2 separate regions of the Mus musculus genome follow, and region 1 is linked to region 2. Evidence: chromatin contacts called from ENCODE Hi-C or POLR2A ChIA-PET data. All regions are on one chromosome and are shown on one strand. Each heading gives the region's core, a stretch centred on a gene start or an enhancer-like site at or near the end of the contact. The rest is flanking DNA. Distances are from core to core; before and after follow the strand shown. Region 1 holds the start of Cacnb4 (calcium channel, voltage-dependent, beta 4 subunit). Region 2 overlaps Cacnb4 (calcium channel, voltage-dependent, beta 4 subunit).

The links. Hi-C counts contacts between places; a loop is a spot of excess contacts on that map. ChIA-PET counts read pairs that join two places held with the same protein, here RNA polymerase II (POLR2A).
Region 1: POLR2A ChIA-PET joins it to region 2 with 21 read pairs in Patski. The contact joins the promoter of Cacnb4 here to the enhancer-like site in region 2. A Hi-C loop is called at or near these places in 9 of 37 maps with a recorded cell type or tissue (gastrocnemius, heart and left cerebral cortex). POLR2A ChIA-PET finds 5 or more read pairs at or near these places in 1 of 5 experiments (Patski).

The regions. Positions count from the first base shown.
Region 1 is chr2:52,674,400-52,679,788 of GRCm38, forward strand. It overlaps Cacnb4 (calcium channel, voltage-dependent, beta 4 subunit), which reads right to left and starts at 2,210. Exons shown (of 14, transcript NM_001037099.2): 1 at 1,872-2,210; 2 at 1,329-1,412. The coding sequence starts at 1,931. Gm46740 (a long non-coding RNA gene) reads left to right here and starts at 2,382. Exons shown (of 2, transcript XR_001783304.2): 1 at 2,382-2,895; 2 at 3,851-4,939.
Region 2 is chr2:52,619,805-52,625,153 of GRCm38, forward strand. All of the region lies in intron 2 of Cacnb4 (calcium channel, voltage-dependent, beta 4 subunit), which reads right to left. It also overlaps the pseudogene Bloc1s2-ps. Among named protein-coding and RNA genes, the nearest start is that of Cacnb4, 54 kb to the right of the region's middle. Within about 2 kb of position 3,832, at least 1 of the 3 ENCODE cell types and tissues checked has a DNase peak (open chromatin) inside an H3K27ac peak, as active enhancers do; it is heart, where a contact is called at or near this core.

The DNA of each region.
Region 1 (5,389 bases), core at 960-3,459, 53 kb after region 2:
TCTACAAAATAAACATAAAGAACTCAGGGTTGCATAACTCAAAAAATATTTTAAGCTGAGCAGTGGCTTCCCCTAATCAAATTCACAAATAACCCTAGCTCTGCAAAGAGGGTACAATGTTCTTTCAAAATGAATGCAGAATCAAATGTGTTTAAATACTGTTCATGCCTGGAGCACACCACACTGAGTTACAGAATGATAGCCATAATTTCTGTTTCTGCAGAAAGTACAAATGTTCGTAGAAATATTACCCAAATATGCTTTATAGACCTTTTAAGCGCTGTCAGAGTCCAATTTTGAGTCTAAATCATGTTCTACTTTGAAAATATGTTTAAACTAATTATCAAAAAAAAAAAAAAAAAAAAAAAACCACCGCGGCTGCCATAGTAAGTTAGAATCTCAGGACACCACGTTCTGGGTGACCTAGAGAGAAAAGTATTTCTCAAGGTCGCTCCAGCAGTCCAGGGCAGAACCTGGGATAAAAGCGTCTTGGGGCAGTGACCAAAGTCTGCCTAAGTCACCTGGGAAAAACACACTCCAGAGAAAGATCAAGGTGAGCCACTTGTGCATTCCTTCTCCGGCATCCTGCGGCTCCGGAGGTTTTATTGGCAGCACTGGGTAGTGCAAAATCAGAGGGTCGATTTCCTTCCTCAAAGTGACAGACACCAGAGAACTGAGCATTGCTAGCGACCTGCGGTTCGAACTACTTGCCTCTGGCCACGAGGAAAACACGGGAAAGCCAGCGCGAGGTTCAGCCAGACCCTGGGAACTGCGCCCGCGCTGTCTTATTTAGGTCTCACTAGACCGCTGTCCCTGTCAGTCCGTGATTACGCGAAATCGATGAAGCAGTGCCAAGATGAGACTAAACTTTTCTAAGTGTCTTTCTTTTGGCCAGAACTCAGAGAACTCGCTCAAAAATGTGCAAAGTATTCAAAAATAGGACAAAGATTGGAGAAACCCTCAAACTCTCACAGCGCATCAAATCAGGTCTCTCAAGGTCCCTCTGTGCAACGAAGGTGGGCCAGGAATACTTTCTAGCTCTTAAATTCAGTGTCCCCGGCCAATGTCCCTTTTCCTCTCCAACGCAAGTACACAAAATACAAACTAACTTCTCGGAGCGACAGAGAGATGTAGGGATGCCAACACTAGGTAGCCAGGGTACCAGCAGAGGGATGGAGTTGGAAGCAGAGGTAGGGGCGGCTGGACCCCAGGACAGGGCAGCATGAAGCAGAGGGACAAGGACCGAGCCCCGAGCGGCGCAGACCGGACTCGCGCTCGGGGGCGAGGGACCGCGCTGGGTGCGGGCTCCGGGCGCCCGAACCTCCTACCTGTCTGAGGATGAAGCTGGTAGAAGTGGTGCTGCCATCCGATCTTTTCAACCTGCTCCTCCGGGTCGTGGTGCCTCGGGCCACCTGAACTCGACACACCGGGGCCACAAAGAAGCCAGTGAGGACCGCAGCGCTGAGCCGAGCGGTCACCCGGGGCTGGAGTCCTCCTTGGGAACCGCGCCCTGGGGACCCCCCCCCCTCTCGCCCCGAGCCCCGAACCCTAGTCTCCCCGGCGCCTCCCAGCGCCCCCACCCCCATCCCTCACCCCGAGCTGGGTGGTCCCGAGCACCCACCACATCCATTAACAAAACGTCGCGTGTGCGGGGTCTGAATCCCCGGCATCGGCGACAGGAGGCTGCGGACACTGAAGCCGGAGCGCTGAGCCCCGGAGCAGGGCTAGGAGGAGGGGAGGAGGAGGGGGAGGAGCGGGCAGGCGGGCGGGCGGGAGGCGCGGAGGAGGGAGCGGCGGCTCAGGACCAGCGCCCCGCACTCGCGGCACCAAGGCGGGGCGCGGGGCGGCGCGGGTGGAGGAGGGGGCGGTACCTGTGAGCTGGGGGAGTGCGGCCCGTCCGCCGCCCCGTTCTTGCCGTACGAGGACGACATGGTTCAGAGGCGCCGCATGGCCCTCGCAGCGCGGTGGGCGGAGGGCGCGGGCCGGTGCGGGTGGAGGGGGAGGCAGGACTTCCCTACCCGGCTCCTGGCCCCGCGCCGGCTCGCGGGCCGCCTGCCCGCACTTCGCCGAGCGCCGCACCTTAAAGGGGCCGAAGCGCTTCCCTCCCCCCCCCCGCGCCCTCCTGGAGGTCCAGGAGAGGGGGCTTCTCGGTTGTCGCCTTCCCGAGCCTCGGGGAGAAGTGCTCTCCCACCCCGCGAGCGCTTTACAGCGCAGCTTTCCAGAGGATGGAGGGAGGGGAAAATCTGAGCTGGGGGTGGGAGGATTAAAATAGTCTGCACAGTTTAAAATGAGACAAAGGTGGCACGGTTCATGAATCAGGACTTAGGGAGGGAAGCTGGTGCAGTGTTGCAGGGAGTGGGCAGAGCGGAACGTGCGTGCGTGTGTGTGTGTGTGTGTGTGTGTGTGTGTGTGTGTGTGTGTGTGTGTGTGTGTGTGTCCCAGAACTCCAATTTGAAAAGGACAGGACTGACTCCTCCTTCCTTGACTTTCCTCATCATCCCACACAGGGATGGTAAGGCACAGGGTGTGTGTGTGTGTGTGTTTGCTTTTTATTAGTGGTTTTTTTGTTTTTGTTTGTTATTGTTATTGTTTGAGCAACTCTACTCTCAGAGATGCAAGTTATACACACCTAGGCAGGCGTGGGAGAGCCTGTCAGTCAGAGTCTGACTGGAGATGCAGCCCCACCACCGGAGACCAGCATGTCCTAAGGAGTTTTGAAGGTCACGTCAAACCTGCTAAAAAGCAGGAGTTGGCCACGTGCCTCCAATTCGGTATAGCTGTTTCCAGGAGAAGAAACTCAACCTAGCTTTTCCGGCTGCAAACACATGCTGTGTTTGAGATCAAGTTCAAAGCAAGAGGATCCTAGAAGGAAGAAATTTGAAGTAATCAAAAGAGGTGGGCAAATATGTGAATTCAAGAAAATAAATCCTAACTATAGTTACAGCCGCAGAGATGCATAGTAAAAATAGAAGTAGACATAAAGCCACTAAATCAGCCCCCCTCACCCTGCAATCTAGTGTTTCACTTATAAAAACAAGTGTCACGTTTATTTTCCCATCCATTACACACTTTCTTTACAGACCCACATCTTCACTTCATCTAAACTTGGGTCCTAAAACTAGTCTTGCCTCCAAGCTCCCTGTGCGCACAAACACACACACACACACACACACACACACGCACACGCACACATGCACACACGCGCACACGAACACACACACACACACACACACACACACACACACACACACACACACCAAGCACAGTCCATCTACACTCAGGCAAAGCCATTTCTCCAAAACCACTTTCCTCAATTTACTGTTTTCTGAGGTAAAGCCCAAAGTCTGTGATCTGCAAACTAGGCTTCCTGCTTGCTTTGGACATACCCACACTCCAAAACTCCTCCCTCCAAATTGATTTCTCTTTGCAAAGCCAGAGAGCAGGCAGGCCCATTTACTGCTCGTCCCTGACTTGCACTCCACTTCAGCATCAGAGCTCTGAAGTATGTCCTTGGCATCTGCCCTCCACACTATCTAGACACCACCCAGAGTTCTGCAACCCTGCTCAGCTCACTCTTCCTCCACAGAAATCCTCCCTGACCCTTGTGGTCCTGGATTGTCCTGTGCCTGAAAAACTGGAGCATTTATTCTCTAGATATTTGGCACAGGATATCTTAGTATATATTAAGTCTTGCTTTTGTGAAAATCCAGTTTCCAAAATAGCTCGGTATCTGTGTAGTTTATGTGTAGTGGAAGCCCCTAGGAAGTTAATGGGTAAGGAGCCATCTCTAATGTAGACACCCCTCTCCACCAGCACCCCCATTAGTTGCTGTCATCTCATTCTGTTCTAGGAACCTTTTTCTTAGTTGACACTTCATCAATACACACAGACTAAATGGTTGCGGAGGCTCTGGCTTCTCATCGCCCAGTTTCACTGACTGAATAATCAGAACAGAATCCACACCAGGAAGACAGCATGAATGGCTCTGCGCATCTGCCTCTCGACAAGAGCTGTGCGGATTACGAATACACCTCCAGCGATGGGCCTAACAGGCACACCATGAGGCGAAAGATGTCTGAGAAAATCTACAGAACTCCAGCGAGAAAAGTGTGAGTCTGTGGCATTCCAGCCAAGCTCCCGAACCCTCCTACCTTTCTGATCAGAGAGGGAAACTCCACCCCACACAGGTAAAGTCAGAAACACAAGACTCCCCCTCTTCTTAAGTGTGTGTGGGTGTGGGTGTGTGGGTGTGTGGGTACTTTCCTGGGAAAGATACTGCAATTCTCCTTTAGCTATCTGTTGCTAAAACTAAGTTCTGAGTGAGCATGGGAGGGTAGTACAGGCTGCCTTCTGACAGCCCCATTCATGTGATGGAAACTTTATGTTGCTCACAGTCATTGAGAGTGCAGGGGTCCTGATGGAGCTTGTTTTTGGCTCATGAAGAGGCAAGCTAATCTCTTCTGAAATGATACCACTGTGGTGGTTTAGGTGAGACTGGCTCCTATAGGCTCATATATTTGAATTTTGGTTCCTTCTTAGTGGGAACGTTTGGGGAGGATTAGGAGGGGTGGCTTCTGTTGGAGGAAGAGTGTCACTGAAAAGGTCAACTCTTGTTCTTGTTCTGTCTGCAACTTTTCGATCAGATGTGAGTTCTTGGCTTCTGCTCCATCACCCATGCATGCCACCATGATCCACACCAGCATGGACTAACCCTCTGAAAATGCAAGCAAGCCTCTAAGTGCTGTATTTTATAAGTTGCCTTTTTTAAAGTTAACTATTTTATAAGTTTTAATAAGTAGGCCTCCTCACAGCCATAGAATATCAACTAAGACAGTCAGAGAGAATATGTCATTGTTCCCTAGCACCATGAAGTTGGATTCGAATTGCTCACAGTAAAAAAAAAAAAAAAAAAAAAAAAAAGAACCAACCCAAGATGGATCAGAAATATAAACGAAAGAGCTAAAAATGTAAAAACATTAAAACAGAGCAGTAAATCTTCCTGATCTTGGATTTGGGGATGGATTCTTAAACACATCAAAGCACGTGACAGAAAAAAAAAAAAAAACACTGGACTTCATCAAAATTAAAGGTGGCTCAGCGGTTAAGAGCACTGGCTGCTCTTCCAGAGGTCCTGAGTCCAATTCCCAACACCGGAATGGCAGCTCACAGCTGTCTGCAACTCCAGTTACTGGGACTCCAAAACTCCCTCACAGAGACACATGCAGGCAAAACACCAATGCACATAAAACAAAAATAAATTATGTATCTGTGGTCAAGAAAACATGTAAAAAGTGTCTACTAACAGCCATGATGAAAGTACAACTCAAAACTATGATAAGCTTCAAACTGTGGTTTTAAAATTCGTGTAAAATTAATTACATCTTAACAG
Region 2 (5,349 bases), core at 2,582-5,081:
CCTCGAGATGATGCTGCGGTGGAGACAGCCGAGGAAGCAAAGGAGCCTGCCGAAGCTGACATCAATGAGCTCTGCAGGGACATGTTCTCCAAAATGGCCACATATTTGACTGGGGAACTGACAGCCACCAGTGAAGACTACAAACTCCTGGAAAATATGAATAAGCTAACAAGCTTGAAGTACCTTGAAATGAAAGATATTGCTATCAACATCAGCAGAAACCTGAAGGACTTAAACCAGAAATATGCTGAACTACAGCCATATCTGGACCAGATCAACATGATTGAGGAGCAGGTGGCAGCTCTGGAGCAGGCAGCCTACAAGCTCGATGCTTATTCAAAAAAACTGGAAGCCAAGTACAAGAAGTTGGAGAAGCGATGAGAATCGTGTTCATGTGGCTCAAGTGCTTGTTAATATGGGAGATGTTTTATAACCACTAAGTCATGAGGCTGACACATCATCAGAGCTCCTCAGAAGAAAATGGCTGGTTAAGCCCAAGGCCACGCAATACTGGATGAACTGGAGGGCCGTGGCTGCTCCGGAGTCTCCTCTGAGGTGGTACCTCTCAGAAACTCACACCTGGGACTCCTCACCGTTTACTTGAATGCTTCATCATCCATCTAAGATGGAGACTGTAGAGTTCAGGGCATATCTGGGTTTGCCAGTAGAGTCCAGTGAGGGGACCTGTTTTCCCTGGTATTGGGCATTTAGCACGTCATCTTCTAAAATGGCTGCTTTGTTTTGTTTGTTTTGTTTTCTACTGATGATATAATGAATTGTTAACAAGATTCTAAATTAAAAAGGAAAACAAAACAAAACAAAAAATAAACCCTGTTGTGTCTGTATGTGTGTGTGCATGTGTGCAGGTCCCCACAGAGGGCAGAAGAATGTGTTAGGTCCCCGGGACCTGGAGTCTTAAGTGGTGGGGGGCTATTGTGTTAGTCTCCCGGTCTCCCAGAAATGAACTCCTGTTCGTCCAAAGAGCAGCCAATGCTCTTAACTGTGGAGCCATCTTCCCAGCCCACGGGTCAGTTTTGAGAGTCTCAAGGGTAGCTGCGAGCCCTGGGAAGACTGACACAAAAGTATGGGCAGTTGTGGGTTGGAGTGGCCCCTTGATTAACTGAACACATTTCCAATTTCTAGACCTAGCTCATTTGGTAATCCAATGGCCTTGAAAATCCGAACTTCTGTGTAGCGCAAAGTCCAACACCCAGTGAGAGAGAAAGGTCTAGCATCAATGCCACCATATTGTAAACAATATTCAAATGCCTCGTGAGAGGCAAGTGCTTCATTAAATAACACATTCCTTTCTCCTTAGTCCCAGACAGGAATGTTTAAAATGCTCTAAGTATATTGACATGTGCCTAAAATGGATTAGTACTAACCTTTTAGATGAGCCACAAGACTGCCTGAAACCAATCAACAGAAAATCTCTCAAGCTTCTTCCCCCAACCATTGACGAATTTAAAACAAGGATAAATTAACAGCTGGCAAAGTTACTCAGTGAGTAGAGTCACTCACCACCAAGCCTGGCAGCCTTAGTTCAAGCCACAGGTCCCACACGCTTGAAGAAGAGAACTGGAAATCTTCTCTTCTTCTGGAAATCACTCTACATGTGACCATGGCAAGGGTTGGCACACATTCACACACCAAGAATCAACTAGTTAGACAAATGAATTGTTAATCCTGCCAAGTAGCTATTTTTAAAAGACTACACTAAATCACTTAGCTGTTTGAGCTAAATTATACCAATAGGAATAAAGGCGAGGAAGATGAGCTCCCCGTGCCTGTTCCAGCAATACTCACAGTGGCCACGAGGTGAACGCACCTAAATGTCCATCTACAAAGCAAAAAGTAAAACCTACACATACAGTGGAATATTATTCAACCCTTTAAAGGAAGGGAATTCTGCGACATGCAGATGCAATCTTGAGTATATAACGCTAAGTGAAGTAAGTCAGCCACAAAGATGACATATGCTACATGAGTCACTTAAACAAGGTTCCTAAATCAGCCAACCTCTTCTCCCCATAGCCCCAGGTCCCCACCCCCATACTGGAGACCAAGCCCAGGTCTCTGCTAGGCCAGAGTTCGGCTACAGAGATAAATCCTAACTGCTACAGCCAAATTCCTAGATGGTAGAACACTGAACAATGGTGGACAAGAACTGGGGGAAGGAAGAGAAGAAGCATTCAGTAGATACAGAGTTTCAGTTTTATTAAAAGGAAAAGGCACAGAGATGTGTTGCACAGCCACGCACATGGGGTTAACACAGCCATGCCACACACCTGCAGTGATTAAGCTGGTAACATCTGTGTCACATGCTTTTGACCACAATAAAATGTTTGTAAGGGACTGGGGATGTAGCCTACCACAGGCAAGAAGCCTGGCTTCCATTATGAATACTGACAGGAAAATGAAATATTAAATTTAATGAAGGCCGGGTTTCAATGCAGAAATGGACCTCCAGAAGCAAAGTTTCCAGTCTGAGCAATGGTGCTGTCAGGGTAGAACTCAGTGCAAAATACACGCTAGCGTGCACTGGACAGACCACCTTAGAGCTATAAAGAATCTACCATGAACTACAGCTTCAAAAAGGCAAGGATGAGCCAGGCCTTTAATCCCAGCACTCGGGAGGCAGAGGCAGGCGGATTTCTGAGTTCAAGGCCAGCCTGGTCTACAGAGTGAGTTCCAGGACAGCCAGGGCTACACAGAGAAACCCTGTCTCAAAAAAACAAAAAAAAAAAAAAAAAAAAAAAAGGCAAGGATGCCCTAGAGGAGGTAGCAAGAAGATGGTAAGTTCAAGGCCAGCCTAAGCAACATAGTGAGCTCTTGTCTCCAAAGAGCTAAGAGAGGGGTGGGTTGTAGTTCTGGGGTAAAGTGACTGCCTAGCACATGGAAATTCTCAGACAGAGTTGGGAGGGCAGAGCCACCAGACCAGAATCCTTAGTTGGGTGTTTGCATCTCCAAAACATTTATGACAAACAGTGCCACAAGATGGCACACTGACACCATATTGCATACTTAGTGTGCTGGCCACTGATGGTGGTGATGATGATGGTGATGATGACGATGATGATGGTGATGGTGTGTGTGTGTCTTTCTGTGTGTGTGTAGTTGGGTAATAAGGCTCCCAAGTGTTTACTGCCTCCTCAGCTACTTTCTCAATCACATGAGAGTCTCCGTTTGGGAAAGAAGAATGACACTCTGTTTGCTTCCTTGAAGAGTGCTTAATGGTGGATGTTACAGTAACACTTATTATACCTAACGATACAACAAGGCTCCTTCTTTTCTGCATAATTCAAGAATGTGCTTATGAGGCATTCTGCTTCCTATTGATTTACTCACTGAATTAAACACAGACACACACACACACACACACACTGGGGGAGAGAGAGGGGCGGGGAGTGAGAGGATATCCTGATTGGGGTCCCTGCTAGGAACACATTTATGGGTCCTGGCAGGGACTGCCTCCACTTATGTCTTAGTTCCTTCAATTCATCTTCCATCCTGACCTGGGGAATTTTGAAGCAAAGAAAAACAAAAACAAAAAGCCAAGAAGTACATCCTAACACATTTTAAAGCATCCCACAAACAACCAAAGACAGCGGCCTTCTCCAGTGATCTTCATGCACAATTTGATGAGAGGTACTGATCCCCTCTCAGGGAGGACTCAGTGTTTAGGATGTCACTCTTCCTAAGGACTCGAGGGAGAGAGAGGCCATTGCATCCATGGCTCCCTTAAAGCCAGAAGGCCAGAGGTGCTTCCCCCCAGGGATTCTCTCTCCCAGTTAGCTGAAAGTCAGCCAGGGTAGTCACCCTGCAGTCACACGGCACCAGGGCTGCATTCCTGAAGCTGTCTGCTGAATGCTCCAGCAGGAAGCTGGCGGAGCCCCAGCCTGTGGGAGACACAGAACCAGGCTTCAACAGCTGGAGGCAAAAGGCAGTGACCTCCCAAAGAGGTTGGGACAAAATGCAGCACCCAGGGAATCTGTTCAGCCTTTACACTGGGCCAGGAAAGGGGGGAGGAGGCGAGAACCCCTAAAGTAACAAGTGCTTGGAACCCACTGTGATCTAGCTATCATATTGTGTTTTGGGGTGGGAGGTGGGAGGGTTGGTAGTTTTTTATAAATCCTACTTGTGGCAGAGTTCCCAAATTCTTCAAAGCTTCCAGGATACTGGACACTGTGGTCGGAACATAGAACAAAAAGCCTTGTAAGGCAAGGGGCTCTCTGCTGGTGATGCTGCGGCTTGCTAATTCTCATACCAAGAGTGTGCACACACTGCGGAGAACAGTCAAACAGCCCTCCAGACCCTTCCCAAGCTCCACAGCTTGCCTTAGGCCTAAGGAGCCTAATTGAGACCGTAGAGCCCTGCTTTTAGCTTCTGTTAATGGCAAACCCCAGTTTGAGTGACGGCTGCCCAGAAGCGGCAGTGCAGTTTGATTGCAGATAATGAGTGTGCTCAGCAGAGCTGATAAATGCCTAGGTGACTCAGGAATGGAAGTGGGGAGGTGTGAAGGATCAGCTGGAGGGACCCAAGAAAGGCTCGTCCTTATCCAGCTGGCCATTTTCCTGTGGCCTGGCACCTCTTTAACAGCTCATTAGACACAGAGGCCAGCTCTCATTCCTTTTTGAATCTCTCTTCTCAAAAGATCCAGGCAATAGAAGCAGGCTGCACTATCAATGTGGTCACTTTCAAAGACACACACGGAATGATCCAGGAGAGGGTAAGAGATTGGTGTCCCTAGATGGGAGCACTGGGCTGGTGGTAGGCTTGGCTAAAGTCACCCACATTAGTGGCGTAAACAACAGTGAGCTCAGAGAGATGACTCCAACCTAGGGCATTCTCTGAGCAGAAAAGAAACTCCCTTCCCAGGACTGGATGTCTCCACCAAAGAGAACAAGACTTCCCCACAGTTCCCTAAGTCTGCTGGCTCAATGACCTGGCTCTGGATGGGCATCTGAGAAAGAGAATAGCCAGTCCAGAATCCAGGTCATTCCTTGTGTATATGAGTACTCTACAAGCTGACATTCATTTCCTGTGGGTCTCCATCCGAGTAGATCATTGGCCAATACAATCCACAAGGGCAAAGAGAGCAGAGGCATCAAGCCGTGGGGGTTGGAAGGAGTCGGAAGCCATGTTTGGTGAAGGAACCACACTGGGGCCAGCAGTCAAGAGACAGATCAGCTTTACTTAGGGTGATTGAAGGCTTATAAAGTTTTGGAGGGCTGATGGTAGGAACATCCAGGATGGGCAAAGGTCATTGGCTAGGGGCTTAGAGTACCTGGAATGCCTCGTTAGCATCAGGAAGCATTTCAGGGGATCTTAGGTGCTGGCTGAACAGGT